Regions from separate parts of the Homo sapiens genome. Here region 1 is linked to region 2. Evidence: chromatin loops called from intact Hi-C (ENCODE). Cell type or tissue: adrenal gland. All regions are shown on one strand. Each heading gives the region's core, and the rest is flanking DNA. Links, peaks and the distances in the headings are about the cores only. Region 1 holds the start of LOC124900383 (small nucleolar RNA ACA64). Region 2 overlaps SNX29 (sorting nexin 29).

What was found. A loop is a pair of places that touch in the nucleus more often than their neighbours do. Peaks named below come from ENCODE experiments on the same cell type or tissue, not always from the same donor. Only the 100,000 strongest peaks of a DNase experiment are listed, where the experiment ranks them.
Region 1: it touches region 2 in a loop (5-fold over the local background); 5 of 110 quality-filtered maps call a loop at or near these places.

The regions. Positions count from the first base shown.
Region 1 is chr16:12,292,167-12,307,396 of GRCh38, reverse strand. The region is part of intron 15 of SNX29 (sorting nexin 29); the gene reads right to left. It overlaps LOC124900383 (small nucleolar RNA ACA64), which reads left to right and starts at 10,074; the gene lies at 10,074-10,200. In adrenal gland, for the core only: no CTCF peak of the experiment used is centred there; DNase peaks (open chromatin) are centred at 5,998 and 6,531.
Region 2 is chr16:12,340,998-12,356,227 of GRCh38, reverse strand. SNX29 (sorting nexin 29) reads right to left here. Exons shown (of 21, transcript NM_032167.5): 16 at 1-65. Among named protein-coding and RNA genes, the nearest start is that of SNX29-AS2, 24 kb to the left of the region's middle. RefSeq lists enhancers at 7,139-7,208, 7,479-7,568, 13,707-14,906 and a silencer at 7,309-7,358. In adrenal gland, for the core only: no CTCF peak of the experiment used is centred there; no DNase peak of the experiment used is centred there.

The DNA.
Region 1 (15,230 bases), core at 2,966-10,965, 47 kb after region 2:
CAGGAATTGCATTTCTCATTTTATACTGGAGGATACAGTTCTCTCTGTGGCCTTAACAACCGCACTCACCATCTATCCCACAACCTCCCTCGGCCAGGCACCTGCATGTAAAACCATTCATCCTCGTGATCATATGCAGATGGCATCACCATGCCATGTGAGCGAGGAAAAAATGTAGACCAAGAGTGGTTAAGAGTACACAGAATTTCAACTCAACTCTTTCTATATCAAAGCCATTCCAGTTGACAGAGCACTATTCTGAAATCCATTGCTAAAATAAAATAGCCTGTTCACAAACTGTTTAAGAAGAAGGAAACAGAGGTTCAGAGGAGAGGGGCCCAATTCAGGGAACTCCCCTCCCTTGTAAGGCCCATACTAAGCATCTACTCCGGGTCCCTCCAAAGGATGACTCTACTTCCCTCACACCCTTTCCCTGCACAAGGGGGTGCAGGCAGCCCTGAAGCTTGTGTTCCTGCGATCACCGAAGCCCTCTCTTATGGCAAACCCTTGAAGAACAGTCACTCTACCCACCTCCCCAAAAGACAAAGCTTCTGCCCAAACTAGGGGCTGGCCACCAGGGAGTTACACAGGACAGCTCGGCTGACAAGGTTGTCCTTTGCTATCGGATCCCTAGTAACTTTTCTGAAGAATTTCTAAAGTGCTGGGGAAGCAATATTGAATATTATCCCCAAAGACCATGCCGCTGCAGCAGGAGTGCTGCCATCAGCAGGGGCCTAACTCAGTGTAATCATCATTAAACTTGAAAGTTGCCTTCAATTTCCGCTGGAGGGAATGTAGTTACAAAGACAGCGAAACACGTATTCAAAGGCATTTACACGCTCAGCCCTGGCCAGGAAAGGACAAAGATTTCAAAGGCTCTGTAATACGCTAATTCTCCAGCCAAAGATTCTATTTCAACAAACTACAAAATGAATTAAATGTCTGTTTAATTCATTTTAAACAGACCTCGTTTTATACTGGAGGACATTGTTCTCTCTGTGGCCTTAACAACCTGACTCACCGTCTATCCCATACCCTCCCTCGGCCAGGCACCTGCATGTAAAACCATTCATCCTCATGACCATATGCAGTTGGCATCACCATGCCGTGTGAGTGAGGAGAAAATGTAGACCCACAGTGGTTAAGAGTACACAGAATTTCGATGCAACTCTTTCTATATCAAAGCCATTCCAGTTGACAGAGCACTATTCTGAAATCCATTGCTAAAATAAAATAGTCTGTTCACAAACTGTTTAAGAAGAGGGAAATGGAGGTTCAGAGGAGAGGGCCCCTCATATGATCATGAGGATGAATGGTTTTACATGCAGGTGCCTGGCTGAGGGAGGGTGTGAGACAGATGGTGAGTCAGGTTGTTAAGGCCACAGAGAGAACCGTGTCCTCCAGTATAAAACGAGGACTATTTAAAATGAATTAAACAGACATTCAATTCATTTTGCAGTTTGTTGAAATAGAATCTTTGGCTGGAGAATTGGCATATTACAGAGCCTTTTAAATCCGAACAGGTTACAGCTCGTCGGTACTCCACCCTGATGTACAGAAAAGGACAAGGGCTTTGACCAAATTCTAAGTGGAAACACAGTCTTTCTGTATTCAAAGCCCAGAGAATTATAATTAAAAATTGTAATTAGGAATGGCACCATTCAGAAGTTTTCGGAGTCTGGATACACAACACCCAGGCATCTAGGTGCAAAATTTAAGGAGGTGGCAAAAAGCTCAGTAATCATGATAAATAATATTTCCATGCAATGTTTTGAAATATCAAAATTAATGCCAAAAAAATAAATCTATGGAGAACAAAATAGCAAAATTTTAAATCAGGCATGAGGACAGGCTCAGGACCACTGATTTTTCCTCTGGCCTATGGCTCCACACTCCTGCTCCTTCTGAAGATGGTCAAGTGTGCCCAGAGAAGTGAAGGGACCTGCCAGTGTCACAGTCACTGGCAGCTAAAATGCCTAGGGCTTGACGCCCTCGGCGCTGTGCCCTTTGGTCCCTGTCACCTTGGGCAGGGATTACTGCCTTAGCCTTGCCCTGCTCCAGTCCTGATACCACTCCGTGGCCGGGGGGGATCTTCGCAACACCTGAGTCTAACCTCGTCACACCTCTGCCAAGACTTGTCAGGTGGCCTCTCCTTTCTCACACTCATCAGCTATGAAAACATGTATGAACTGCTCATATGAGGGGCTCAAAAGACCTATATATACACAGACTGCATGCACAGACTCGAAATTCTAGTTCCCACAGATTTCAAATCATTAGAAAGCCGAAATAACCAGATTTTTATAGTGTCACACTATGATAATTGATGTTCCTAATTACAGCCTTGAGGCACAGCACGCTCTTTAACTGCCTTCTAAATTATCGAAGATCAAATTATGTTCAGTTGCATTTTAGCATTAAGTGTATTTTAATTATATTCTCATTCTTGGAAAATTAGTAACATGCACAGCTGAAATAGATGATCAAGGCAGCTTTGTGAATAAAACATTCTGAATAAAGCTCAGCTTTCCAGAATGTTCTCGTAAAATCATATTCTGCCATCATGCTAGGTAAATGAGAGTTTATAGTTCATATCCTCTCTTTTTAAAAAAATATGGCCACTTATATAAACAAGTGAATTATGGAGTAATATTCTTAAGTGAGGAAATAAAATAGGAGGAGAAGCAAGAAAATAAGTGAAGCTGGCCAGGTGTGGTGGCTCACACCTGTAATCCCAACACTTTGGGAGGCCAAGGCAGGTGGATCACTTGAGGTCAGGCGTTCAAGACCAGCCTGGCCAACATGGTGAAACCCCATCTCTATTCAAAGACATTTACATGCTCAGCCCTGGCCAGAAAAGGACAAAGATTTCAAAGCCTCTGTAATATGCTAATTCTCCAGCCAAAGATTCTATTTCAACAAACTGCAAAATGAATTAAATGTCTGTTTTAAATCTGAACAGCAGACATGGTGGCGTGCACCTGTAGTCCCAACTACTCAGGAGGCTAAGGCAGGAGAATCGCTTGAACCTGGGAGGCAGAGGCTGCAGTGAGCCAAGATCTCGCCATTGCGCTCCAGCCTGGGAGTGCAACAACAACAAAAAAGCCAACAGTAAGTTCCGAACCAAAAACCACATGCCACAAGGTCTCCACTTTTGCTAAAGATGAGCTCACATTTCTGTCAAGCTTCTTAGAAGTCAAGGCAAAAAAAAAAAACAAAAAACAGTGATAGGATTCACAGCCTCCAAAAGATCTGACCACTTGGTCAAGGGACTCATTCCTGCTACTTAGGCCTGGGAAAAATTTCTCTCAGGTAGAAATCATTCTTATTACACACGATATGCATAGGCAACAACTGCCTTACCAATGTGTTAACAGAAAACACTATGACCATTTTCAACAGGCTGTATCCCCTAACATCCCAGGGCCAGACATCCAAACCTCAAACGCCACTGAAAATGGGCAAGACAGGCTCAGCTGGGGGAATAGGAGGGAGAGTACAGCTAAGTACTGTGATAAACCAGAAGGTGCACGTCATTCTCAAGGACTCAGCTGTGACTCCGCCCAGTGAACCGCTGCTATGTGGAAATCATCAGCCCAATGCTTCCAGAACATCTAATTTTTTAAATTACAAAACACTTCAAGCATGCAAGAGAATAACTAATGCATATCTACATATAGGAAATGAGGAACCATAACAAGACATATACCTGTGTACCACCTTAAGGTACAGAACCTCTGGAACTTTTGAGAACCTCTCTCCAATGCTGGCCCTCTCCCATGATCACAACCCTAATTTTTATGGTTACCATGCCCTTGCCTTTCCGTATAGCTTCCCACAAGTGTGAATTCTTAACCTACCTCCTGTTCCATTCTACACTTTTCTCATATTCTTACGAATGTGTTTGGCTGTAACTCGCTTTCTTCGAGCCACACAATTTTCATTAGATCCATCCAAACTGATGTGCACAGCTGAGGTTCATCCATTTTCCTTGCTGTGTTGATTTCTATGCTGTAACACACTTTTTAAAAATCGACTCTCTTATCGATGGATATCTAAGTTGTGTGGAATGTTTTGCCATCGTGAGCGATGCTGTGAACATGGCTGTGTTTCTCCTGGTGTTCGTGGGCAAGTGTTTCACTAGGGTGGGGCTAAAATTCATCTATGTTTTAATATTGGTCAAACTAATTATTTTTTAAAAAAAACAAAAGCAACTATGTGGACCAACTCCATACCTCTATCGACTGCCAGTCTACAGCCTGCAACAGACAGACAGCTTCACGGTAAATTGCAAAAGAAGATTCTCTGAGCAGTAAAATGGTTTGGGCTGCATTTGTTTCTGCCTTTTATCTAGCTTACTTCAAGAACAAAAGGGTCTCACATAGCCAGATCACATGACCTTTGGGCAGGTGTTTATAAACATCATTTCTTGAAAATTATCTTTAAAACTTTTGAACGGTGACAAGCTTGGGCTTATCCTCACTAACACGAGCCCAGAAGCTCCTCAAGAGCCAAGATTGATCCTCTTAAACTAGAAGTGCTTTTAGAAAATGTGCACTGATGAGATGTCTTTTAAAATGCATTCACCCTAACAGTGTGGCCCCAAGTCACTCCATGGCGTTTTATAAAAGGTATTACCTAGCAGGAAGTTTCCAAAGTGAAAGAACAGGAGAAACTATGGTCTGAATGTTTGTGTTCCCTCAAAAGCGCAATGAAATTCTAACCCCCAAGGTAATGTATTAGAAGAGCAGGGCCTTTGGGAGGCGCTTAGGTCATGAGGGCAGAGCCCTCACGAATGGGATTTATGCCCTTATAAAAAAGGCCCCAGAGACCCCCTGTCCTTCCACGATGTGAGAACATGGCAAGAACATGCCCTCTATGAACCACAAAGTGGGCCCTCACCAGACCCCACATCTGCCTTGACCTTGGCCTTCAGAACTGTGAGAAATACATTTTTGTTGTTTATAAGTTTCTCAGTTTATGGTATTTTGTTAAAATAGCCTGAACACACTAAGACAGTAGATAACACAATCAATAATGATAAACAGAAAATTACAGCGTCAGTGCAAAAAACATAGAAGTGTGCCTGCTGTAACTGTAGAAACTGACTTTTACTTTTTGGAAATCAGTTTCATAAAGTTTGACGGAACGTGGCCACAGCCATTTGCTTATATTCATCTGTTTCCATGCCGCTTTGACGGAGGTGAATAGTTACGACGTCCATCCCACCAACACATCCACCCTCTGGCCCTTTACAAAAGAGGTTTTCCCATCTCTGTCTTAGATCACTGGGTCACACACACATTCTAGATTCTGATAAAGAAAGGACCGTAGGCACTGGTTCATTTCCTTCATTGTGAATTGAGACAGAACCAGATTCTAAGTAATTATCTTTCTTTTGTATATAACTGAAATTTACCTTCAGGATCAATATTCTTTAAACATGGTACAAGGGATGAGGACCAGCAGCCGCAATGTTAGGTAAGGAGGAAAGTGATAGTGTGACTATCAAGTGTATTCGGGATGATGCCTGTAAAAGAGCTTCGACTCTGAGAAGGATTAAAATCTTTCTTTCTCTGTCCATAGGGCAAGGCAAACCGCGACTAGAGTCCTCTCAGAGAAACACCAGAATGTTAATGTCACAGTCTTTTAGTGCCTATCTCATGCAGAGTCCATCCTCCGAGCCAGGATTCAAAGGGAAGCAAGGTAAGCTTGATCCCTGCCTTCCTGGAAGTTACATTCTAGAGGGGAGATGGACCATAAAGAGCCAACAACGACGTAATCGAGAAGACTGGGGATCCTGATATTTCAATCAGGAAAATAAAACTGGGCAATACAATGGATTAGTCAGACAGAAGGCACCATTGGATCAGACTGGACTGCCAGGGAAGGCCTCACTGAGGCGGTGACACTGAATGGAGACTGGGAGGACACGAAGCCAGCCATGTGGAGATTTGGGGGAGAGGGAGTATAGGAAACACAAGACCCTGGAGGGTGGAGTAACCCTGGCCCTTCCTAGGGGCAGGCTGAGGGGGCTGGAGAGTAGAACGAGGAGTGTGGTGACAGGTAAGGCAGGAGATGTGGGCACACGCCAGAGCGTGGGCGGATTTGGAATCAGCTTGCAGAGTACAGGAAGGAGTCTACTGGTAGTACTCCCGGCAAGAGAAAATGGCAAGTTAGATTTGTGGTAGCAACACAGATAGAAAACAATGGTTGGCTTTATGAGATATTTTAGAAGGGACTGTAACTCATTGAGTGACTAGATGTAGACAGTGAGGGAAAGAGAGAAATCAAGGATGACTCAGGCTGTTTAACTTGATTAGCTAGCTGAATGGAAAGTGGTGCCATTTAGGAAGATGGAGAAAACCGCAGACGCACAAGTCAGGAGGAAGAACAGAGTTCTGCACTGGCCTTATTCAGTGTGAGATGCCTTTAAACCAGTGGTCCTCAAAGGAGGGTATTTTTGCTTCCAAGGGCAGAGTACGGAATGTCGAGAGACATTTTTGGTGATCACAACTGGGATAGGGAGATGTCACCAGCATCTAGTAGGTAAGGCTAGTGGGGCAATGTCACTAAACACCCTGCAACATGCGGAACAGCCTCCCACAGCAAACAGCTACGCAGTCCAAAATGTCATCAAGGCTGAGTTTGAGAAACCCTACTTTAGACAATCCACGGAGATGTCACGACGGCCGCTGGAGCAACGTGTGCCTGGAACTCAAAGAGAAGTCAGGGTTACAAGTATGCATCTGGTTTTTCTCAACAGCTTGTTTTTCTTGTGTTGCTATTCTCTCTCATCATTCTTTTTTTAGCTGCTCTGCTGGGGAAAAGCAGTTACATAGGAATTAAAAAGGGACTGAGGTTAACAGATCTAAGTAAAAACTGTCAGAACTATTAAGTCGTTCATAAACACTAAGGCAAAACACAATGCCAAACAATGGAAGATAAAAAGACAGTAAAATATACAGAGTAAAATATACAGCTTGGAGAAACCACCAAGCTGATCACTGATGATCGATGCTATCAGAGCGCTGTCTCCAAGGCATTATGGGGACAGGAAGGAAAATGTGATCAACTCTGCCTTGGTTGGAGAAAGTGGTGGAAGACAGGAGGCAAAAAAGGGTTCTTTTCATTCATATTAGAGAAATGCAAATTAAAACTACATGGAGATTACGTTACTTGGCTACCAGATTAGCAAAACCTCATAAGAAATTGTATTTATCCCGGCCAGCTGCAGGGGCTCACACGTGTAACCTCAGCACTTTGGGAGGCCGAGGCAGGCAGATCACCTGAAGTCAGGAGTTCAAGACGAGCCTGGCCAACATGGCGCAGCCCTGTCTCTACTAAAAATACAAAAAATTAGCCAGGCGTGGTGGCAGGCACCTGTGGTCCCAGCTACTCAGGAGGCTGAGGCAGGAGAATCGCTTGAACCAGGGAGGTGGAGGTTGCAGTGAGCCAAGATTGCGCGACTGCACTCCAGCCTGCGTGACAGAGCAAGACTCGATCTCAAAGAAAGAAAAAAAGAAATTTTATTTATGCCATTAAGAGATTTCTAGTGTAAGAAAAAAGATACAAATATTAAATCAAGGTAGTTAAGTAAAAAAAAAAAAAAAAAAATTCGAAATTTGAATTAGAAGTATCTATGGATCATAATATATAGTCTACTAAAAAAGAAGGGATGGGGTGGGGGAAAGGGAGGGAAGAGGCAGGTGGGGAAGAAGAAAGGGAAAGATTTTCTAGCTCTGAACACTGAAAAGGCCTAGAAACAATAGCCAACCCAGTAGCAACGAGCACTCCCCACTACCTAGATTATGCTGTATAAATACCTTTTCCCAGTCAAAGAGCCAGGGCCCCCTGGAGGAACAGGTGTTTCCAGGTCTGGGGCATGAAGTACAAGAAGGGCCTAGAACACCTCAGCTTCCTTGCTTTGATGTCCAGTGTAATGGCAAAAACTACTCTTGAGGACTCAGGAATCAAACTAAACACCGTCCATGGGCTGAAGATAGGACAACTTGAATATCACAAAGAAAAATTACTGTGATGAACTGGAAAACATCAAATAGGCTTAAATACATAAATTTGTAATTTTTTTTTTTTGAGACGGAGTCTCACTGTGTCACCCAGGCTGGAGTACAGTAGCATGATCTCAGCTCACTGCAACCTCCGTCTCCTGGGTGCCAGCGATTCTCCTGCCTCAGCCTCCTCAGTAGCTGAGATTACAAGCATGTGCCACCATACCCAACTAATTTTTGTATTTTTAGTAGAGATAGGGTCTCGCCATGTTGGCCAGGTGGGTCTCGAACTCCTGACCTCAAGTGATTCACCTACCTTGACCTCCCAAAGGGCTGGGATTACAGGCATGAGCCACCGTGCCCAGCCCTATTTTTTTTTTTTTTTTTTAAAGACTCATTGGTCCTCTCTGGAGGAGGGAAAGGAACCAACTCATTATTATGAAAATGGATAAATAAAAGAATCAAAGCCTTGGTTCCTCTGGCTTCCTCATTCCATTATGATAAGGTTAATGTAGGTAACAACTGGTAATACCATCAGGCACATAGGAATCACGCCACATGTGAAAGCAACTCTAACTGTTGTCACTATACCCACATCGTCACCCCTGGGCCCCTGGGGACACCCACATCTAACCTTCCTTGGCCGGTGAGAGACAGCAAGGGTCCTCCCAGCCATGGGAGGCAGCAGAGGATGCCTGGCCTATTCTAGAGAGGAAAGTAAGAGAGTATTTTCTGTCTCTCATTGGCAGGAAAATCTAAAAACACACAACATGCATATATATTTAAGGGCCAGACATTCTTCTAAATGTTAGACACATGTTAACTTATTCTTCACAGTAACACTAGGAGGTAGGAACTATTACCATTCCCATTTTACAGATGAGAAAACTGAGGCTCAGAGAGGTTAATAACTTTCTCATGATCATAGACTTGTTCATGGCAAAGAAAGGTATAATCTGCACAGGCTTGTTCAAGATTCTGCAAAGTATGAAACCTTGAAGAAGGTGATAAACATCAGCCCTGCAGAAAACCATCCAGGGGATGAGGAGTCTAAGGAAATTATCTGTGTTATCATTTTTGTCACTGTCATCATCATCATACCAGTTATTCATTGCATTATGAATTGCATTGCTCAGTTATTCACTGAGCATTGAATTGATCATTCCACATCAATTATGCCATGACTGAAGTGCTATTATTATTTCTTTTCTTTCTGAAACAGAGTCTCGCTCTGTTGCCCAGGCTGGAGTGCAGTGGCACAATCACAGCTCACTGCAACCTCCAATTCCTGGGTTCAAGCAATTCTCCTGCCTCAGCCTCCCAAGTAGCTGGGATCGCAGACGCACACCACCATGCCAAGCTATTTTTTGTATTTTTAGTAGAGACAGGCTTTTGCCATGTTGGCCAGGCTGTTCTTGAACTCTTGGCCTCAAGTGATCTGCCCACCTGGGCCTCCTAAAGTGCTGGGATTACAGGTATGAGCCACAGCGCCTGGCCCATAAGTGCTATTATTGTTCCACTTCCTGGAGGGGAAAAGTGAGGTTCAGCAAAGCTGGGAAGGTTTCGACAGTTGTTCAGTGAGACAGGTGGAGCCAGACGTGGAAGCCAATCAACGATATTCCGCAGCTCACATTTCCCCCAGCTTTACTGAGGTGCAAATGACAAATAAAAATGGAATATATTGGAGATGTACAGAGAAATGATCTGAAGTATGTGTACACTGTGTTATGACGAATGCAATTAAATTAACACATCCATCACCACCCACGGTTATCATTTTTTAACTCTGTGATCTTTATAACACAACAGGGGGTGCTGAGGACACCTCAGATCTCTCTTAGCAAATTTCAAGTAGGAGAGGCCAGGAGAAGGGAAGGAAGCCAGGGATGCGGAGGAGGAGAGAAGTGAATACACACACCGAGGAAAAGAGCTTTGGCTTGGGGGCAGTCATTATTTCTGTGTAGAACAACACAAAACAAACCAATAAACAAAAAAACAAAATCATAAAGACCATCTTTCCAGCCCAGATTTTGACATTAAGAAGTGGTACATCCTACTGGCATTACTTGAAAATCACTCCCAGGCTTTGGCCATGGCAGCAGGTGAGATTCAAGGCCCAGAGCCTCCAGGGCCTCAGCTCACCGCACACTGCCCCGTGTGTGGTGGGGAAACCCAGACCCCAACAGGTGCCGTGGCCTCCGCCCCAGTGCAGCTGCTGGTGTGGTCTGCCCTTGTCTCCAGCCTCCGACCCCTAACCCTGTCTTCTTTCTGCAGCGGGGGGAAAAAAGTGGTATATCCTAGAGGAGTGGTTCTCAACCAGCAGGGATTTTGATCCCAGAGACATGTGGCCATGTCTGGAGACATTTGTGATTATCACAGTTGTGGGGAAGGGGGTGCCACCAGCATCTAGCGGGCAGCAGCCAGGCATGCCGTGAAACATCCTACTACACACAGGAAAGCCCCCATGACAAACGATTATGTGGTCCAAAATGTCAATAGTGTTGGGGTTGAGAACCCTGGCATAGAGCAAGTCACCTGACCTAGGTGGGCCTCGCTTTAGTCCTTTGTTAAGTGGCGATAACCACGTTTACCCTTCATTAAAGTGTTTATGAGCAGTAAATGTATCTATTGCCTGGCCCATGACTGGCACTCAAAACAGCAGCTGATACTAATGGTATAACCATCCCTGTCAGCATCACCACCATCACTAAGTAGGAGAAGTACCTGCATTAGGGATTGGCACAATGTGACCTGCAGGCCCCCTGCCTGTTTTGGTAAATAAAGTTTTATTGACACACAACCATGTTTACAAATTGTCTTGGGCTGTTTCAGTGCTCCAATGGCAGGGGATCACATGGCCCACAACACCGAAAGATTTTACTATTGATCCCTTTATATAAAAAAGTCTGCTGGCCTAGTAATGATCAAGACATGTGAAGTGCTACACCAAAAACAAATTGTTATAATTCTGATGTGTCAAAAAAATTGTAGGAAATTTCTTTCTTCTCCCCATATATAAGGGCCATGGGCACAAACTTACAGGTGCAGAGCATTCTACTTGCTGAAAGCCAATTTTATCCACTCGATTTTATCACTTTTCATCAAAATTGACCACCACTTTGCTTTAAAATACATGCCATCACAGCAGTTCAAACCTCTAACACCAGGAAGGCAGTCATTATGATATTTACAGAGAAACTGAGATCTGTTATCTCCCTCTCCTCCCGAGCCAGAGCACAGGAAGGGGAGAATTTTCCATTAACTTTAAAAGCTTTTTACCACCGAAGGAAGAAAAATTTTTCAGGAAGACAAAAAGATAATATGTTAGCATTTAAATCTAGTTTTCTTCACAAAGGGAAAATGATTTCTACATATTACATAGTAGGAACTGGGTTGTTACCACAGAACATATTTCATTTTGAGGAGAAGAACTGTTTAAAAGACTCATTTTTGGAAACGTTAATCTCAGGCACCTGGAGATGAAAGCGCTGGGCGCAGAAGTTGGTCTTTGTCAAAAGACAGTTTTCAAGTTTTTATAAGACTCATCTCCCTTCTCTACCTTAAAAATGGATTAAAAAAAAAATCTACTTGAAGGGAGTGAGGAAAAAAAAAAAGAACCCAATTTCAATATCCTTTGCTAAAGAAATAGTCTTTGCTCAAAGCAGGGCAGAGAGTTGCCTGTGTGACCCAGAGAAATAAGTGAATTGAAACTTTTCTAAAGTACTTGTCACTGTAAAAGAGTTGCTGAGAGCTTGCCCTGGCAAAGCTGAGTTTTTGGTACTGAAAATGGAACCTGTGAGTCACTCCAAGGAAGCCCGAGGAAACAGGGTATATTCAGCTCTCTGCTCCACCGGTTCCAGAGGTAAAATGTACCTTCGTCAACGGAAGCTGCAGAAAAAGCAGGATACTGATGGGAAAAAATTAGCCACAAAGGAAGTTGTGAGAGTTGTTTTCTCAAAAACAAAACTAAGAAAGTGGTGGGCGACTTGGCAAGAAAAAGTCCTTGGGTTGGTAGGAAGAGAAGGAATGTTCAGGAATTCTGGCAACTTCTCCTGGGAGGCTGGCTTCACTGCCCCATGGTGGGGTGTGCGTATCCTTAAAGGGAACCGGTGACCCCGCTGCCTGTCATCCTAGGAAAGTCAACCCTGGGACGAGTAGAAGTGGAGAAGCAAGGACATGGGAAGGGATATGGTTTAGGTGTGCCCCGGCCCAAATCTCATCTTGACTTGTAGCTCCCATAATTCCCATGTGTTGTGGGAAGAACCAGTGGGGGGATAATTGAATCACTGGGGCAGTTTCCCCCATACTGTTCTTGTGGTAGAGAATAAGTCTCACGAGATGTGTTGGTTTTATAGGGAGAAATCCCTTTCACTTGGTTCTCATTCTCTCTTTGCCTGACGCCATGTAAGACGTGTCTTTCACCTTCTGCCATGATTGTGAGGCCTCCCCAGCCATGTAAAACTGTGACTCCATTAAGCCTTTTTTTTTTAAATAAATTACCCAGTCTCAGATATGTCTTTATCAGCAGCGTGAAAACAGGCTAATACAGGAAGGGACAGTCATCTCTTCCCGGGAGCTCCAGCTGTGTTAGGCCTGAACACAAAGGCCCAGAGAGGTCCAGGGCAGCTCTAGTTCTCAGCCAAGTGACAGACAGCCAGTAGGGAGGCAAGGAGCCAGCCTGGGGACATAGGCAGGTCTGAGCTGTTACTGAAAGGACCTGAACCTACCCAGAGAGGAACTGTGCTCCCCGCTGAGCATAGGCAAAGGGCAGGGAGGCGGGACCAGCTAACAGGGAACCATGATGGCGGCAGCATGAGCCCACAGCCATCCAGAATGCTACAGACAGACAGCAGAGGGAGGCGGGTGCCTATGGACTTCCCAGGCCTGGGAGTAGACAGGGTGAGTCTTTAGAAACCAAGAAGACTCATTCTCCCTGAGTAAGCATGCCGGGCCATTCTCAGCCCATCGGAGGGAGGAACGAGAGAAGATGTCCAGTGACCCTGTACATGACAGGGCTGAGGGCTGTTCCACTGAGAGTGACACTGTCTGTCCCCAAAACAGGCAAATGAGACAAGAGGGTTCCCCATCACAGCAGGCACCTCACCCAAGAGATGACGGGTGACAGGAGCCATGCATACAACTCCCTACTTGATCTATAAATGCTACACATTGGAAATGATGATTCCCAGGCCATAGACGCAGACATCTGAGGCTCACAGAGGTCAGGTGACAGGGCCCAGGCATGCGCCTAGAGCTAGGATTTCGATTCTCACATTCTGACCAGCAGTGGGGACTGACCGTCATCTCCTGGTGTTTGGATTCAAAGTTCTCCTCCCCGGAGAGTGGCTGTGAGCTTCAGGTCTGGAATCTGAGCACCTACATGACCCTGACCATCAGTAAGCACACCACACCTCAGTTTCCTCCTCTGTATAGCGAGGATGAGAGTAATACCGCCACACAGAGTAGCTATAAGGATCACATGAGATAAATAAAGTGCTTAGGAATATGCCTGGCACCGTATAAGCACTGAATGAATGCAAGCTTGCCAGCCTGATAAGGATTTTAACAATCATTGAGAAAGATATCTGCAGCTTTCCAAAAGAACAGAATGGCTCAAAATTAATTGATAAAAAAGATCCTTTGTACTTTATTTTTTTAATCTGTTCAAATATTCCCCCAAAGTGGATTAAGTAAAAAATGTTCAATATGTTCTTTCTACCAAGCTATTGGATGAAAGCACGCTATTAGTTGAGCTAAATAATTCATTTAGTTAATTTGCACTGTAATCAATCAGGAGAAGCTACAAAACCTCAAAGTCATTCCAAGTCCAATTTCAAGTCTCTTTCAGGCTTTAGAAACGTCTTCCACCAGAAGACAGTCATAAAATGTGTCAGGAAACAGAAACGATGAGCTTAACCTCTACCGCAGGCTGGCTAATCTTCGGAAACAAACACACTGTCTGAACAGCAGGAAAGCAGGATCACAGTCACTGCTGTTATCAGAACTGGGTCCAGACGTCAGCTCTGCCACTTGCTGACTATGCAACTCGGGATATTCTACTCAACCTTTCTGAGCCTCAGCATCCACCACCGCCTACCTTGCAAGGTTGTCGTGAAGATTAAATGACACGATGCATATGATGGGGTCAGGCGTGGTGACTCACACCTATAACCCCAGCACTTTCGGAGGCCAAGGTGGGAGGATCACTTGAGGCCAGGAGTTCAAGACTGGCCTGGCCAACATAGCAAGACCGCATCTCTTTGAAAATATATGTATAGTAATAAAAAGATGTATATGATGCCCCTGCAATGTTTGACACATAGTACATGCTTATTAAATGGTGTCAATTATATTAATTTAGATTTAAATAATTTGTCTATTCATTATTCATTCATTAATAAGAGTGAACTACTCTGGTGAAAATTTTGATTTATTCTACATAAGAAAGTTCCTCAGCTGGACGTTAGCAAAAATTCTTCTGTAAGAACTTAAACAAGGTTAGTAAAATCTCTGATCCTTACAAGCTTAACTAACACTAGAGCCACTGTGCCTTGTATCAGCCTCACAGAGGAAGAGAACAGGGAGGCAACAGAAGGTTTTAGATCCTTCAAATTAAACAAACAAGAATATCACACTATTAGAAGCAAAGTCCTAAGTCTCACTATTACATATCGGGGGATGTTTCTAAAATGGCGGGGCACCTGGAGTCAACGCTTTTTACAAGATGTCTTCCAAGCCAAACTGCTACAAGCCATTCAAGCTGAAAGTCTTCTGGCAGTGCCCCTTACAATCAACTAGAAGAGCACCTTTAAGAAACAGAAGCCTCTCAGCACCACTGACCTGACAAAACTCTATCTTCCTCAATGGGTCTGAAATGACTGGCTGGGGACTTAAGAGGAAATTCCTATCCAAAGGCCAAGAGCGGCCACGGGAGGAAGGTGCAGCTCTCCACATGCACCTGTGTTAGGGAGAATCAAGACACAGAAAAAACGAGGAAAAGGGAGAACTTTCCAATCCTACCACTTTCAGAAAAAGAAACATTAATTGTAGCATCTGAAACCTAAAAGACTCTCTCTAGTAGGAATGACAAACAGTGCTAAAAAAGGAACTATGGAGGCGTCTTGCCTCTGTCTCACTCTACGGTCTATCAGTCAGTTGCCACCTGACACGCCCAGGTGGCCAAACCTTCGCACCTGCTGTTCCTGCCATCTGGACTGC
Region 2 (15,230 bases), core at 4,598-12,597:
TTGGCTACCAGGGCCCTGTGCAGGCGCTCGTTGAACTCAATCAGCTCGCCATGCATCTCTGCCACCTGGAACACAAGCACGGAAAGGTGAGGCTTAGAGGCAGACATTCCCCAGGGACCAATCCCGCCTTCTCTGGACTCTCCTTCCTGACACCTGTCAGCAAAACATCTGTAGGCTGTTGGGGCTGGAGTCAATGACACTGCTTACCTGTGAACCATGCAATCCACCCATAAGCTCAATGTGTCTTGACCTGCTTCATACCGACACTTCAGAGTCAACAGTATGAAGTTATGGTCCAAATAGGATGGTATCAGATCATGTTTGGACCTTGGGCTTTTTTTTTCCTCTCTCTTTTTTTTTTTTTTTTTTTTTTTTTTTTTTTTTAATAAGATCTCGCTCTGTCAAGGTCAGACATCTAACAAGGAACTGACACCAGAGCCCTGGCTATGCGCTGTGGTCCTGCCACTCCACTCTGCCCACATGCAACCCATTTGGGCCAGCTGTAAGCTGCTGAATTTTTCCAAATTGAATTATTCGATATTCTCAGCTGATCCCCAATAAATAAAACTGGAGGTGACTACAGATGGTCTATAGTCAATGTACAGACTATTCAACTATAATTTACTTAAGCCTTTTAGAGAAATGTGAGATGTAATCCTGCTACACTCTCCAAGAACCCTGAAGGAAGAATCCTGCAAGCATCTTTAAGAGAAGTCCCCAGAATGCGAGGTCAGGCAGATCCTTATCTAGACCCCTAGCTCCCTAACCTTCCCAAGAGATCACCCCTCCAACGCCCCAGGACTCACCTAAGCACTAACTACACTGTATGCAGTGCGAAAACAATACCAGGCCATTTGCAGTAAGTACTTTACATGAGCTACAGAAGACACTGTCAGAGTAAAGGAGGGATACAGGGAGAAGCTCTGTGGAAAAAACAGGGGTCGCTAAATGTGTGTCGTATCTGAGGAGGAATAAAAGGGAGCCCTCTTTTTTTGTTGTTGTATGAAGGGTAACTCACAGAAGAGAATCCGCCAAGATATGAATGATAGCCAAAGGGGTATGTTTCCTTCTCATTCTTTCTACTTTTATTTGAGCTCCCCTTCATCAGTGAGAGAAGCCACTTAGACCCTTTATAAAGAATTAAAATTCTTCATCTGAAATACAAGGGAGCCACTGTGCAATCAACATGAAATATATCAGGCTTCCAGTAACTTGCTCTGTGAGTTCCCCTCCAAAGGTACCCCCTTCTGTCCCTGAGGTACAGACGCTTTCAAACCAGTGTGAAATATGAAATAGTAAGTGAAAATGACACAAAAGATACTGCAAGAACCATGCAATTAACAAAGGCAGAATAAGTCACTGAGCCTTTCTGCCAGCTTTTTTCTTTGTACAGATGTAAAATTAATATTCCTTTGTTACCTTATTCCTTTTGGATAAGAAAAGGTTGAGTCGATCGTCTTTGGGCCTTTAACAAACAAACACAGTACTGCTAATAATGCCTTTGTGCCTCCTCCACACAGAAATCACATAAACCCCCCACGAGCTTCCTCTGGGCTGTGAATCCATTCACCACGCAGCAAACCAGAAATCCACAGCTGCCGATATTACTGCTAAATACCTGCCAATGTGCCCCCACAAAATGTGAGCCTTAAATAAATGCCACTGCCATTTCCAAAGCCAAGCAGGGTTTTGTGTTTTGTTTCTGTTTTGTTTTGCAGTGGGAGCCAGAGTGTTACTGCAATTTTCCATAAATGCAGGAAACACCGAAACGTCCCAGATCCAAGTTGTGTTTACCATAAGCTGTCAAAACCCTGGTGCTCTTCCACAGCCAGAAGAGCAGAACTTGACCACATCAGGCAAATCTTTCATTTCACTAGGGAATGAAAAGGAAAAATCCCATGCAACTTAAGAGACAAAATTTGATCAAATAATTTCCAGCAACCATTAAAACTATGATGTTCATTGTTACTAAGCTAACCTCTGAAACTCTGAGTTTTTATATCACATATCCCTACCTACAGCCATTGGTATCAACAGCTTTCATCTTACATAAACCACACTGAGCTTACTGTTCCTCGAATAACTATTTCCAAACTCCAGTATAACTAGAAATAAATTCAAGACTCAGAAAGAGCCTCAGAAGAGAGAATGTGAGATCACAAAGAGTTCCTGTTATCACAAAAATAAAAGTAGGCTGCACAACCACTGCCTCTTGGAATTTTTATTAGGCTTTGAGGGCACTTATGGGTTCTCATCTGACCTTCTTATTTTTCAACACCCACAGAAAATAGGACAGAGAGAGAACAGGTGCCCTCCAATCCATTCTCCTCCAAGCAGGCACAATGATCTTCCCAAAGTAACATCTAATGTTGTCACCTGCTGTTTAATACTTTCAGTGCTTCCACTGCTTTAAGAGTAAAACCCAAACTCCTTCAAGATGCAGCCCCAGCCTTTCTCTCCAATCCCCCTTCTCCCTCTTGGGGTCTCACTAACTCACTCAGTCCCCACAGGCCTTCTCTGCTCCATAAACATGTTGAGCAATAAGAGGTCACCCTGGAGACAAGGAAGAGAAAGGTATGACCAGTGGAGGAAACTACAGGTGCAAATGCCGGCACCAGAGGCTGGCAGGGAGGAGGCGGAGAGAGGTGGTTCAGGCATCGGGCCTTGGTGCAAGATGGGCCTGGGCTTGATCAGTTACTGACAGTGTGTGTGTTCTGGTATGAGCCTGTGGCTGTGCGTCTATGAAATGGGCATTAAAAACCACACCCATTTCACCAGGCCACTGTGAGGATGGCAAGAGATGCCGCACTTAGCAGGCTTGGCAGCACATCTGGGGCAGGATAAGTTCCCAGTGGATGAGAGCTGGTTTTATGACATGGGTGATCATGACAGGAGACATGGAGGAAGTGGCAGACAAGTAGGTGTCCAGGGGCCAGATGGAGAAAGGCCATGATGTGCCACACCAAGGAGATAGAAATGCTGTGGGGAGCACTCAGTGTGCCCCGAAGCAAGAGCACCACAGAGTTGCTAGCCATCTTCCAGGCACAGTGCTAGGATCTTAGGGAGGAGAAAGGAGAGCCACACAGTTCACATCCTTTGACATTTGGTAAATTATGCTAGAGTGACTCGGAGAGAAGACAGGGTGTCAGGGAAGGCCCACCCCTCCAAGAGTTAACATTCGGGAGTCACCTATCTAATGAGCCTTGGGACATGCCAGGCAGCCTCCCATGCCATATCCAACGCCTATATCCCACGCCTATATCCCCACCAGGCACTTGTGTCCTGACATCATCAGTTTGAGAGTCTGATGTGCTTCCTTCTATCCTCAGTTGTTGTATTTCATGAAAATTAATCCATCTGCAGGTAGTTAAGGAGGAGATGCCATTTGACAACACTATGACAGTGACAAATCAAAAGTAAATGCCAGGTGGAGATACAAAGACCAGGGCTGACACAGCCACAAACCCAGCCCAGCAAGGGACAGAGGACCAGGAATGAAGCCTTGATTCTCCAAAAGGCCCAAGGACACCACCTAGCCAGCAGAAGTTGTGGTTCTGAACTTGTGCTTGCAAGGTGCACAACTTATCAGTTAACGAGGTGCAAAGACTATGAGTCATCATCTGGGTTTCATCTTTTGGGCTGGAGAGAAGGTAGAAGATTCAAGAAGTTTAAGTAACTTGCCTATTTGGCAACATCTATCAAATTTTTTTTTTTATACTTTAAGTTTTAGGGTACGTGTGCACAACGTGCAGGTTTGTTACGTATGTATACATGTGCCATGTTGGTGTGCTGCACCCATTAACTCATCATTTAGCATTAGGTATACCTCCTAATGCTATCCCTCCCCCCTTCCCCCACCGCACAACAGTCCCCGGTGTGTGATGTTCCCCTTCCTGTGTCCATGTGTTCTCATTGTTCAACTCCCACCTATGAGTGAGAACATGCGGTGTTTGGTTTTTTGTCCTTGCCATAGTTTGCTGAGAATGATGGTTTCCAGCTTCATCCATGTCCGTACAAAGGACATGAACTCATCATTTTTTATGGCTGCATAGTATTCCATGGTCTATATGTGCCACATTTCTTTAATCCAGTCTATCATTGTTGGACATTTGGGTGGGTTCCAAGTCTATCAAATTTTTTAAATCACTCACCTTCGATTTAACAAATCATGGCTGGGCAGAAATCCTGCCTCTCTACTTGCATGTGAGCTCAAAATACAAGTTTAACTCCAAATGGCTGGGATCCACCTCAATGCCTATCAAAGGGGACTGGGTAAGTATCTCAGGATGCCACTACTCCCCTGCCCGCTGTTCCCTTGGCAGACAGCACTAATCAATCACTGTTCCTCAAGAAGATACCTAGGCAGTCATAACCAATCAGTGTGTTGCCCAGCAAGATGATGCCTATTTGGTAGCCCTGGCCTAAAAGATGGGGGAAAGCACCACCAAGAAAGTGACATTTGAGTTGGGCTTTGGAAAATGATGCCTTCAGAGCTTTAGGAGATGGAGTAATTCCTTCCAGCTGGAGTATCAGGAAAGATGATCTCCAAAAATAATGTGGCTGTGAGAAAACTTTTAAGTCTGTAAAAATACCAGGAATTATCATAATTACCTGCCAAATCAGAAAAGGATTACAAATTTTTCAAAAACGCCTCTGGCATTTCCTTTCATATCAGAATGTTCCCTCCATCTAATCACATTCAAGTAAATCATGCTTCACCCTCCTCCAGCTAACAAATTAGATGCTTCTTGATTAATTAGATCAAGACACCCCCCAAAATTTCAATAGCAACTGAGGCTCTTTGGGGGTCACATACTCAAAACTCTCCAAGATTATTCACTTCGATGCCTTAGAATCTGTTACGTTTTATAAAACTCACAACCCGTTTTCAGGCCCAGTTTACTCTGGTTGTGGGGAGGGGCCTGAAGCCTCTTTCTGTGATGATGGCATTGCACCTGTTTTGTTAAAAAGTGAACCTAGACAGTCCCCACTTTGCGTTCACACACTCCGGAGCACCAACTAAGTGTCAGGCCTCTTATAGGCATTAGGTGCACCAGCTCATGTAATTCCTACAATCCCCCTGCAGGGCTGGCATGCTTTCCTTACCAATGAGGCAAAGGGAGGTTGGCTTATAAGCCTCAAATGTCAGGACAAGGAAGTGACAGAGTGGGGATTTGAACCTCCACCTTAATGGCCCTACTATCTGTGCTCTTTGCACTCCCTCTTGGGATATGGTAGGAAGATGATCCCTTTGGTGGTTAAGGACAATTCATTTGTACTGCAGAGTAGAGGGAAGTGACATAGTTTAGACTCGTGGCTCCCAACCCAAGCTGATCACTAGTCACTGGGAGGGCTTCTGAAAAATGCGGATTTCTGGGTCTTGGCCCCTGAAATTCTGATTCAGTAGACTGAGGGGAAGGACCTCAAAGAAGTACTTTTTAAAGCCCACGGTGACTGTAATGATCAGTCAGAGTTGAGAGCCACTGGTAAACACAAAAGGAGCATTTCACAGACTCAGCTTTGAACGGCAGTTGGGCCATTCCCTACTTGTAGGAAACAGTTTTCCTCTTCCTCATTTGTAAAACGGGGACGTTGCAGAAGCTCCTCCACTTGTCACCTCTCCACCTCTGAACTCTCGCTGATGTGAACAAAGCCACAAGCCAGAAGAAAATGGCATGAACCCTGCCTGCCCACAGCGGATGGCGGTACAGTCATCCCTCGGTATGGGTGGCGGATTGGTCCCAGGACTCCACACGGATAGCAAAATCCATGGGCACTCCAGTACCTTCTATTAAATGATGTTTTAGTATCTGCAATAGAACCTACACACCTCCTCCTGTATACTCTAAATCATCTCTAAATTACTTACAGTACCTGATATGATGTAAGTGCTATGTAAATAATTGTTCTACCATATTGTTTAGGGAATAAAGAGAAGGAAAAAAGTCTGTACACGTTCAGTACAGATGCATTCTCCCCGCCCGGTATTTTTGCTCCCCAGTTGGTTGAATCACAGATGCAGAGTCGCAGATACAGAGGGCCAACTGTAACTGTCACATGCAGTGTTGCTACCTCAATAATGACACAGCAAGTGCCACACACACACGGCAAGTGACTCTATGACAGTGACATGCACAGGGTGGCCCACAAACTGGTGTGGGTGTGCCACCTGTTTTCTACCAGTATAACATCAGAGGAGGAAAGAAACTGGAAGCAAGCATTTAGAAATGTTTCAAGCAATTTCATATTGCTGTGAAACAGGAGCTTCAGGGTTTTTCTAGACTGTTTTTTGGTGATTTAGCAAAATATCATTCTGCAATGAATTGAAAGTTTTTTAAAAAAGAAAACTGGTTCCCATAGTTTTAGAAGCATTGACCTATAAGTGCTGTGTCTGAAGCAATTTCTTGCATTAATAATTATGAAAAACAAGTATAAAAAATAATGAAAAAAAGCCAAACTGCAGACACATTTGGATAAAATTCAAGAGAGTTGAAAAGAAAAATGAGATAAAACCAATGCTATCAACGCCTGTCATTCTTTTAGATGCCTATACAAGTATCCCTTATCCAAAATGCTCAGGACCAGAAGTATTTTGGATTTTGAATTTTTTGGATTTTGGAGTATTTGCATTATACTTACAGGATGAGCATCCCAAATCTGAAAATCTGAAATCCAAATGCTCCAATGAGCATTTCCTTTGAGCATTATGTCAGCACTCAAAATATGCTGACTTCCGGAATATTTTGAATTTGGGATTTTGGGATTTGGGATGCTCAACCTGTACATTGTCTTACAGTGTCCATTTAGCCTTGAAAACTAAGAAAACTAGAAATGTTCATTGAAATAATGGGTGTCCAGATCTAGCACTAGACACAGAGTCACAGGAAATCCTCAGGGAATTCTAGTAGCCATAGCTCTCTTTGACCTTGGCACGGTGGGTCCAGGGAGTGACAGTGAAATCTGAATCCCAGTTATTAGGGCTCCAAAGCCCATGCTGTTCTGGTCACATGGCCTTTCAGGCAACAAATAAATAACCCAGGAAGAGAAACACTGTGCCTATTTGAGGAAATGTAGGCTTGGCGGGGGGCAAGTGGCCTGTCTAAAGCTACACAGTTTATTTTACTCCCTAACAGAGCCACAACTACACACCAAGCTTCCTGCTTTTAATTCAGCGCTCTCTGCTCCTCTACCGGGAGGCCACAAGACTTTTAAACAAGCTGAGGAATGGGGAAGTGTTCTGTAAACTAAGGGCGCTGTCTTCCCAGAGGGGCGATGGTGACAGTGTGGAGGGGTGGGCAGACTCAGGGGGCACTCCCTGCGCACGAGGAATGTTCCACTTCCTCTCCGAGCAGTACTCACCTGTACCCTACAACTCCCCTGGGAGGTGAGTGGTGTTACCGTCCCTAATTTTGTAGCTAAGAAAACTGAGGCACAGAAAGGGTGTGCAACTTGTCCAAGACCACACAGGAAGTAAGCAGCAGAACTGGGATTCGGATTCCCCAGCCTGTGTTTGTGGCCACACTCCTCTCTCCTCCCTCTCAGCATACGCCATCACTGTGATGCTGAGCTAGCATCTCAAGGTACCAGTGAAGAGCAGAGGACCTGGAAGGGTGCTGAGCCAGGGATGGAGGGCTGGGAGCATCTCAAAGGTAAGGGACACTGTCACACACACACACATGTACACACACACAGAGCCGGGGAAAGGCGCTGTCAACGCCACAGTGAATGGCTGCCATCAGCAGGCAGAGGGGAAAAGCCATGTGGGCTCTGGCTGCTCCCACATCCCCCTCAGGGGGACCCTAGCAGTAAGGGAAGGGGCACCTAGAGTAAGTAAGAACCTCGGCCAATGCAAGGCCAAAGGAGACTCCCAGAGAAGAGTCTAGGAGCTCCCCAGCAGCTAGGGTAAGCCTTCTCCAAAATGGTTTCTGCTTCAGGTGAAGGCAACACCGACAACAGCTTCAAACGAAAATCCCAGCATGAAGACATTCCAGGAGACTGGCAGACATGACTTCCAGATGTTCCATGTCAAGGAGAAAAATGAGGCCCTGGAGGTCAAATCCAGGTCCTGTCTACTCACTGCTGGATGACCTTGTGTAAAGAATCACACGTCTTTGATTCCTGGTACCCTATTTTTTTAATTTTGTTTTCCAGAGACAAGGTCTTATTCTGTTGCCCAGGCTGGAGTACAGTGGTGCAATCACAGCTCATGCAGCCTCGACCTCCTGGGTTCAAGCAATCCTCCTGTCTCAGCCTCCCAAGTAGCTGGGACTACAGCCATGTGCCACCATGCTCACCTATTTTTTTTTTTTTTTTGTAAAGACAGGATATGGCTACGTTTCTCAGGCTGGTCTTGAACTCCTGGACTCAAGGAATCCTCCTGCCTCAGCCTCCCGAAGTGCTACGATTATAGGCATGACCCACCACACCCAGCTCTGATTCCTGGTATCTTATTTGTCAAATGAGGTTATTGTCACCTATTGTACAGGTTTGTCACGAGGTACAAAGGGATGAAAGAGTTCTCGGGCAGTCACCAGTACCTGCCATGATGTGGACAGGATGTAACAGAATGAGCACCTGCTATGGGTCTGATAGCACTCTAAGTGTTTTACATATTAGCAGACACTACAAGCCTGGGAGGTGTATATTTACCCCCATTTTACAGATAAGGAAAACTGAGGCTCAGAAGGGTGACTCGAATGTCCCAAGTCATGCAGTCTGGAAGGGAGGGAGGTGGTCAGTCTGGCTCCAGAGCCTGCATGGAGGCTCATGGTCCTGCATCTCCCATCTTTGGAGTCTCTCCTGTTTCTTTCTTCCTTCCAATACACATTTTGCTTTGGTTCTGCTGTGGGGACGGCTGGCCCCAGGAAGTTATTCAGGCTTGCCCTGATGAGCCAGGTGCTCTGGAATCTCGGGACTCATCCTCCTCAATGCCGCACCATAAAGCCACCATGTAATAAATTCAACTGAGACCTGTGGGGCAGATCATCCTGAAGTGCCACCGAGACAGTGCTGTGTAGGCTCTGTCTGCAGAGTCACTAAGCAGAGGCTTTTAAGTAACCCTGGTGATAACTTCACATTTCAAAGGTTCCCTTGATCACCTCTGCAACAAGCCCCTCAGCACTCAGAACACTGAGATAGCAAGAGGTAATGCTTACACACATCAGGATGGGATTACAGTTTAAAGAGGGACAACACCCATCACTAAAAACAGCTCAGTTAGTAAGGGGACGCCTCTGAGAAGCAGAGGTTTAGGTGACCGTCATCGCTTGGCCACGGGGCTGCCAGGTCTCAGGCCCCAATGTTGGTCATCATTTCTCCCGACATGTGGCCTTTCAGAATATACACAGGCAAGCCAGGGAGGGAGGCTTCATAGAGCAGCAGCTGCTACCCCCCTGGAGACAATGATGCTCTCCTGGCCCCTACAACAGCCCTCCAAGAGCCAAGGCAGAATCCACAGAAATGACCATGTTACAATAGCAGCCAACACCTTCCTGGTGGTTGGTGAGCAATGACAGGGGAAAGAAAGCAAAAAACAAAACCTGGAGCCCCAGCCCTCTGCTGAAAGGTGTGTTCCTTTAAGAAGAACACACAAGAGGCACTCATGCAGCTGTGAGGGTCTTTAAGCGGGTTCCCCAATTCACACCTGTCCTGTGAGAGCAGTACGGGAGAGGGTGTGCGGCGTGGTGCGAACGCCAGAGGCAGGCCATTTGGGATTAAAACCCACCATTCCTGACTCCCTAGATGTGACTTTGGGCAACTTACCTCCACCTCTCTGGGCCTCAGTTTCTCATCCATAAAATCACATTAACAACGATGCAAATGTCAAAGGGCTTTTGTGAGGTTTAAATAATAAAAGAAAGAGGTGCTTTACTTAGGGTTACGTAAAGTACTCCATAAATGTTAATTACCATGATTATCCATTAAAGAGGCACCAGCAGAAGTGTCCAGTACCACTGGTCCTGTAGAATCTACATCCTTCATCTCTCCAAGGTCTGTCCCCGCTCCTCCATCCTGTGGCCAAACCTAGGTTCAGAAGCCCCCTCCCACCTAGACAAACACCACCGCCTCCCTGCTGCCCCCGCCACCAGCTGACGCTCAAATGATCTTTCTAAAACCCAGGATCACACCCCTTTACTGCTTAAAATCCTTCAATAACATTTACAAACTAGATTGCATGATGTCTGCAATTTGCTTCAAAATAATACTAGGAATGGCGGTGGGGAGGGGGGAGTGGGACTGGCTTGGGTTGGTGGCTGCTGAAGCTGACGGGACTGTGTGCTGGGCACACAGAGGTGCATTCTACTATTCTGTCCACATTCACATTTGTCCACAATCCAAACTTAAAAAAAAATTCTTCAATGGCTTTCCACTAATTTTCTTGGCATGGCATAAAAGCAACTGGTGGGAGAGGAGGTGGGAGGAGAGGGCAGAAAACATTTCAAGAGAAGGACCGACATGGATGGAACGAGAATACGGCTGCACCCCCACCTTCCCACTGTGCCCACATCCTAAAATGCTATCCACCCTTCACAACGTCACTCAAATCTCAGTTGATCTCCTTGCCCAACGCCTTCGATCCATTCATCCACCTCCTCCACAGATCATCCCCCAGTAGTAGTGGCAACAACAGTTACTGTTTTCTGAGCACTTACTAAATGTCAAGTACGTCATGTATGACATAAAGGCTCTTTCATGCAATAAAAGGAAGTGCTCCAACTGGCCACAGACCCATGATATCTGAGTTCGGTGAGTGGAGCACGGCTAGATAGAGCTCCCACTGGTCCCCCCAGAGCCATAAGCTGTTGTGCAGTGTACAACCTGCACAACCGCACACAGAAGTCTTAGACATCATACTAGGTGCTGGTGTTGTCCCTATTTTATATGGGAGGAAACTGAGGCCCACAGGGACTAGAACACTTGCCCATGGTCACATGGAGATGGCTGCAGTAGCTAACGCCCAGACCCATGTTCTATCTGTTACATGAGGCTCCCCCAGAAGAAGGTGTAGCATGCACTTCTGCAGATGGTAATGTCTCCTGGGCAGTTCACAGCTCTAGCGCAGAGCACAGGATCTTACCCAACTCCACGTGTGTTACTGGAGATCACTGCCAAAGCCACTGACAACACCAGACACTTGTAGGGCTTATTTCTGCTGCATGGATTATGGGAGGGTCAGCGGAAAAAGGGGCAGAGGCCTCTTTCCTTAAACGTAGCATATGAGGTGGTTTACTTGGCGCCACACAATGGGTGTAATTATAGTTCCATCACAAGCACAAAACATGGTGCTCGGCTAGGCCTGTGAAAATGGGGCCGGAATTACTTTAAAAAGGCTCTGCTGGCCTCTCCTTTCAAAAGCACAGTGGTTACAGGCTGGCTTGCAGAGGACGGCTATTGATTTCCCAAGACCTGGGAGTTAGAAGGCAGCGCAGCGTTGGCCTCCTCTCCTCCCCAGCACAGAAAGCCTTCTCCAGCCTGCTGGGCAGGCAGCCCAGGAGGAGAAAGAGGAAGAGGAGGATACAGTGAGGCCACTGTCATTAAGAGCAAACATTTACTGAGCATGTATTGGACGCCAGACCCAACCCTAAGCCCCATCCTTGTGTTAACTTATCCATACAAGGCCTGTCCATGGCTCCTTCTTAAGAAACTTATCTTCAATATCTGAAAATTCTCAGATTCTTTCATTCATTTATTCATTCATTCCACAAACATCTACTGAGCATCTACCATTTGCCAAACCCTGTTTTAAACACTATGGATACAGCAGCAAACAAGAGAGACTCTTGCCCTCATGGTTTCTATATTCTAGCTAGTGGTTCCATCTACAGATTGAGGAAATGGAGGCTCACGGAGGTTTAGTCCTAGGCAAAGCTAACACTAAAGGCCGTGGGATTGGAACCAGAGTCCTTTCTCACACCACCATGCTGGACAATCTCTCTCTGCTTTGGGTTATTTTATAAACCCTCTCCCTTTGTGAGGTTGTATTAGTCTGTTCTCATGCTGCTGACAAAGACATACCCAAGACTGGGTAATTTATAAAGAAAAAGAGGTTTAATGGACTCACAAGTTCCACATGACTGGGGAGGCCTCCCAATCTGGCAGAAGGCGAAAGGCATGTCTTATATGGCGGCAGACAAGAGAGTGAATGAGAGCCAAGAGAAAGAGGAAACCTCTCATAAAACCATCAGATCTCATGAGACTCACTACCACAAGAACAGGAGAGGGGAACAACCTCTGTGATTCAATTATCTCACACTGGGTCCCTCCCACAACATGTGGGAATTATGGGAGCTACAATTCAAGATGAGATTTAGGTGGGGACACAGCTAAACCACAGAAGAGGTCAAATGCACCTCCCTGCACAGGCCTGGAAGCACTAATTCATTTACTTATTCAGTCATTCATTCACGTTTCTTCATTCATTCAACAAACATTTATTGAGCAACGGTGTGCCAGGCACTGATCTGAGCTCTGGGCATCAGTGTGACAAGGACCCTGCCCCTGCCCCTGCCCCTGCCCTCACAGAGCTCCCTATCTCGTGGGGATCTAGGTGGTCAACGGTTCTCAGACAAAGTGGCCAGTGGCACAGCAGGAAGACTACGGTCCCTGGGAACAGGAAGGGGAGGCAGCTACCCGTCCTAGGGCTTGTGATACTAAGCTGAGGCCAAAGGCAGGAAGAGGTCAGCTGGCAGGAGGCATGAGAACAGGTTCACACCCAAGCCCCATCATTCATCTGCTCCCATTTCCTCGGCTATAAAGTGGGGCTCCATCGTATCGAGCAGGATTTTAAACATGGTTAAGATGTGACTTCAGAGCAGCCAGCCTGGCACAGGGCCTGGGGCAGCTTCTCTTTATCTCCGAGAATAGGTTGCTGGACACAGAAGTTATTTAGTACCGTGAAGCTAACACTAGCACACCAAGTCAGAAGTTTTCTGGAAAACATTTCACCCTGAAGTGCTGCTTTTCCATTCATTCTGCAAGGTGCTGGAAAGCACAGGCTTTCACATAAAGATGTGAATTCTGAAATTATGTGGCTCTTTGTCGTGTTCTCATGTCTTGAGAAATCAGTGGAGGCTGGTGTGCGTTTTTAATCATATTCCCTTCGAAGTAGCACACAGAGACCTCCTGAATATTTCAACCACGGGCTCAATAAATTATGTCCAAGTTTCAAGAGAAAGACAGTAAATGAAAGAACATTAAATTTTATGAGCATCAAAATGTTGTTTTCCTTTGAGAGTCTCTTTCTCACACCCAACAGCACTCCCGTAAAGCTGCCAAGAGCCTCCTTCAGGTAAAGGCTGGCTTGCTCCTCCCAGGAAGGGGTATGCAGCCATTCATTTGTGCCAAGCAGTAATTCATGAACACCAGCACCTGGACAGAGGGAAGACTGTGCTCAAATGTGAGCGAGCACTGTGGGGTACTGGTCTGGGGGATGAACTTGGAGCTGGACGGCCAGGATTCTGTCCCAGTCTGCCAGTAACTTGCTGGGTGACCTTGGGTAAATCATTCAACCTCTCTGGACCTCAGTTTCTGCATCTGAAAAATGGTGGCCATAGGAGCTCTTACATGATAGCGTTGTTATGAGGACTAAATGAGCCAATATACAACTCAAGCTTCGTAAAAGACACAAGATTCTGATTCTTACAGCTTTGATTGACACACAGAACTGGGCACATCCCTACAACTTCCTTAAGCCCCACAGACATTACAATGGAAAGACGAGATGGTATAGTTTAAAACAACAACATGGAATTTAAGGGCTTGAATCTGGGACCACACTTCACTGGCTGTGTCCCATGAACGGGGCAGCCATTGTTTCTACACAGCTCTGAACACCCCTAAGCCTCATGGTTTCATCAGCAACATGGAGACTGTAATCTCTTCTCTCCATGGGACACTGAAGATATGACCGAGATCTTGTATGTTAAAATGCCAAGCATACACTCTTGCCCTCAGGAGGCATGCAGCAGACATCTGTGACTTTTCTTCCCTTGCAGAGGGCAACAGGCAATAAAACTTTTTCTCTGGGTGACTCATATCCCCATGATATACGCAGTGAAGGTAAGTGCAAAAGTATCACAATGCTTCCCTGCCTAGGCCACCCCCAACAGAGTGGCTCATCAAATGTGATCTTCTTCTGTTTTCTATTCAACAGTCAGCATTACAAGACCACATCTACCTCCCAGAATCTGGGAGAGGTAAAAGAGTTCACGTTCTCAGCAGCATCTATGAAGCTGGGGTCTCAAGCCTAAATTTCTTTACTTCCTGGCACGAAGCACTGTGCTGGAAATGACCTGGCAGCTACGGAGTCACTAGCCCACAGCTGCTCTAATCCCTACAATGGGAATGTCATGAAGACAACAAGTGGGTCCTTGTGGCAGAGATACTGGTGCTCACCATGCACCCTACCTGCTCCCCAAGCTTCCCAGCCCCCTCTGCACAACAGGGCACAAGCTTCTGACTTAGGGCCAACGAGTTCCAGGTGGAAGTGACAAATGTTTCTTCTGAGTCATAGCATAGGACTGCTGGCGTGTGACCCTGCACCATCCCTTCCCTGTAACACTAAGTGAGAAAGCCATGGTGTGGCCACAAGATGGGAGCCTCTGTCCACCTAGATTTCTGAGTCATTATGTGGAGCAGAACAGTCCCACTGTTGCCCTTGGGCAACCCATGTTGGACACATACGAACAGGAAATAAGCTTTTATTTTGTTAAAGACCGAGATTGAGGATCATTTGTTACTGTGGCAGAACCAATCCTATTCTGACATGTGTCAACTTGACAACCCTGTATCTTCCTAGCTCTCTCACAATGGGCCTGAAAGTCTGAGGAAAGGCACAGAGGCCAAAGACATTTGTTAAAGGCAGCTTTGCAACAGCCACAGGAAGTAGGTATCATGATATCCTTTTACCCAAGAAGAAACTGGTCTCAGACACATTAAATCATTTGTTCAAGGTCATACAAATCACAAGTGGTGAAGTCAGAATTTGAACCCAGGTCTATCCATCACAAGACTTGTATTCTGTCTGCTATATGGGCCCAGGCAGTACTTTCTAATGAGTTTGTCTGTGAAAGCCCCAAATACAATTCAAATCTCTCCTTGGGCTCCAATAATAATAGTAACCATAGGTTGGATGCGTTCCACAGGCCAGACACTCTTCTTGGTCCTTTATCAATATTCCTTCACTGTAATCATCACGTCTCTTCAAGGCATTATGCCCATTCTACAGGTAA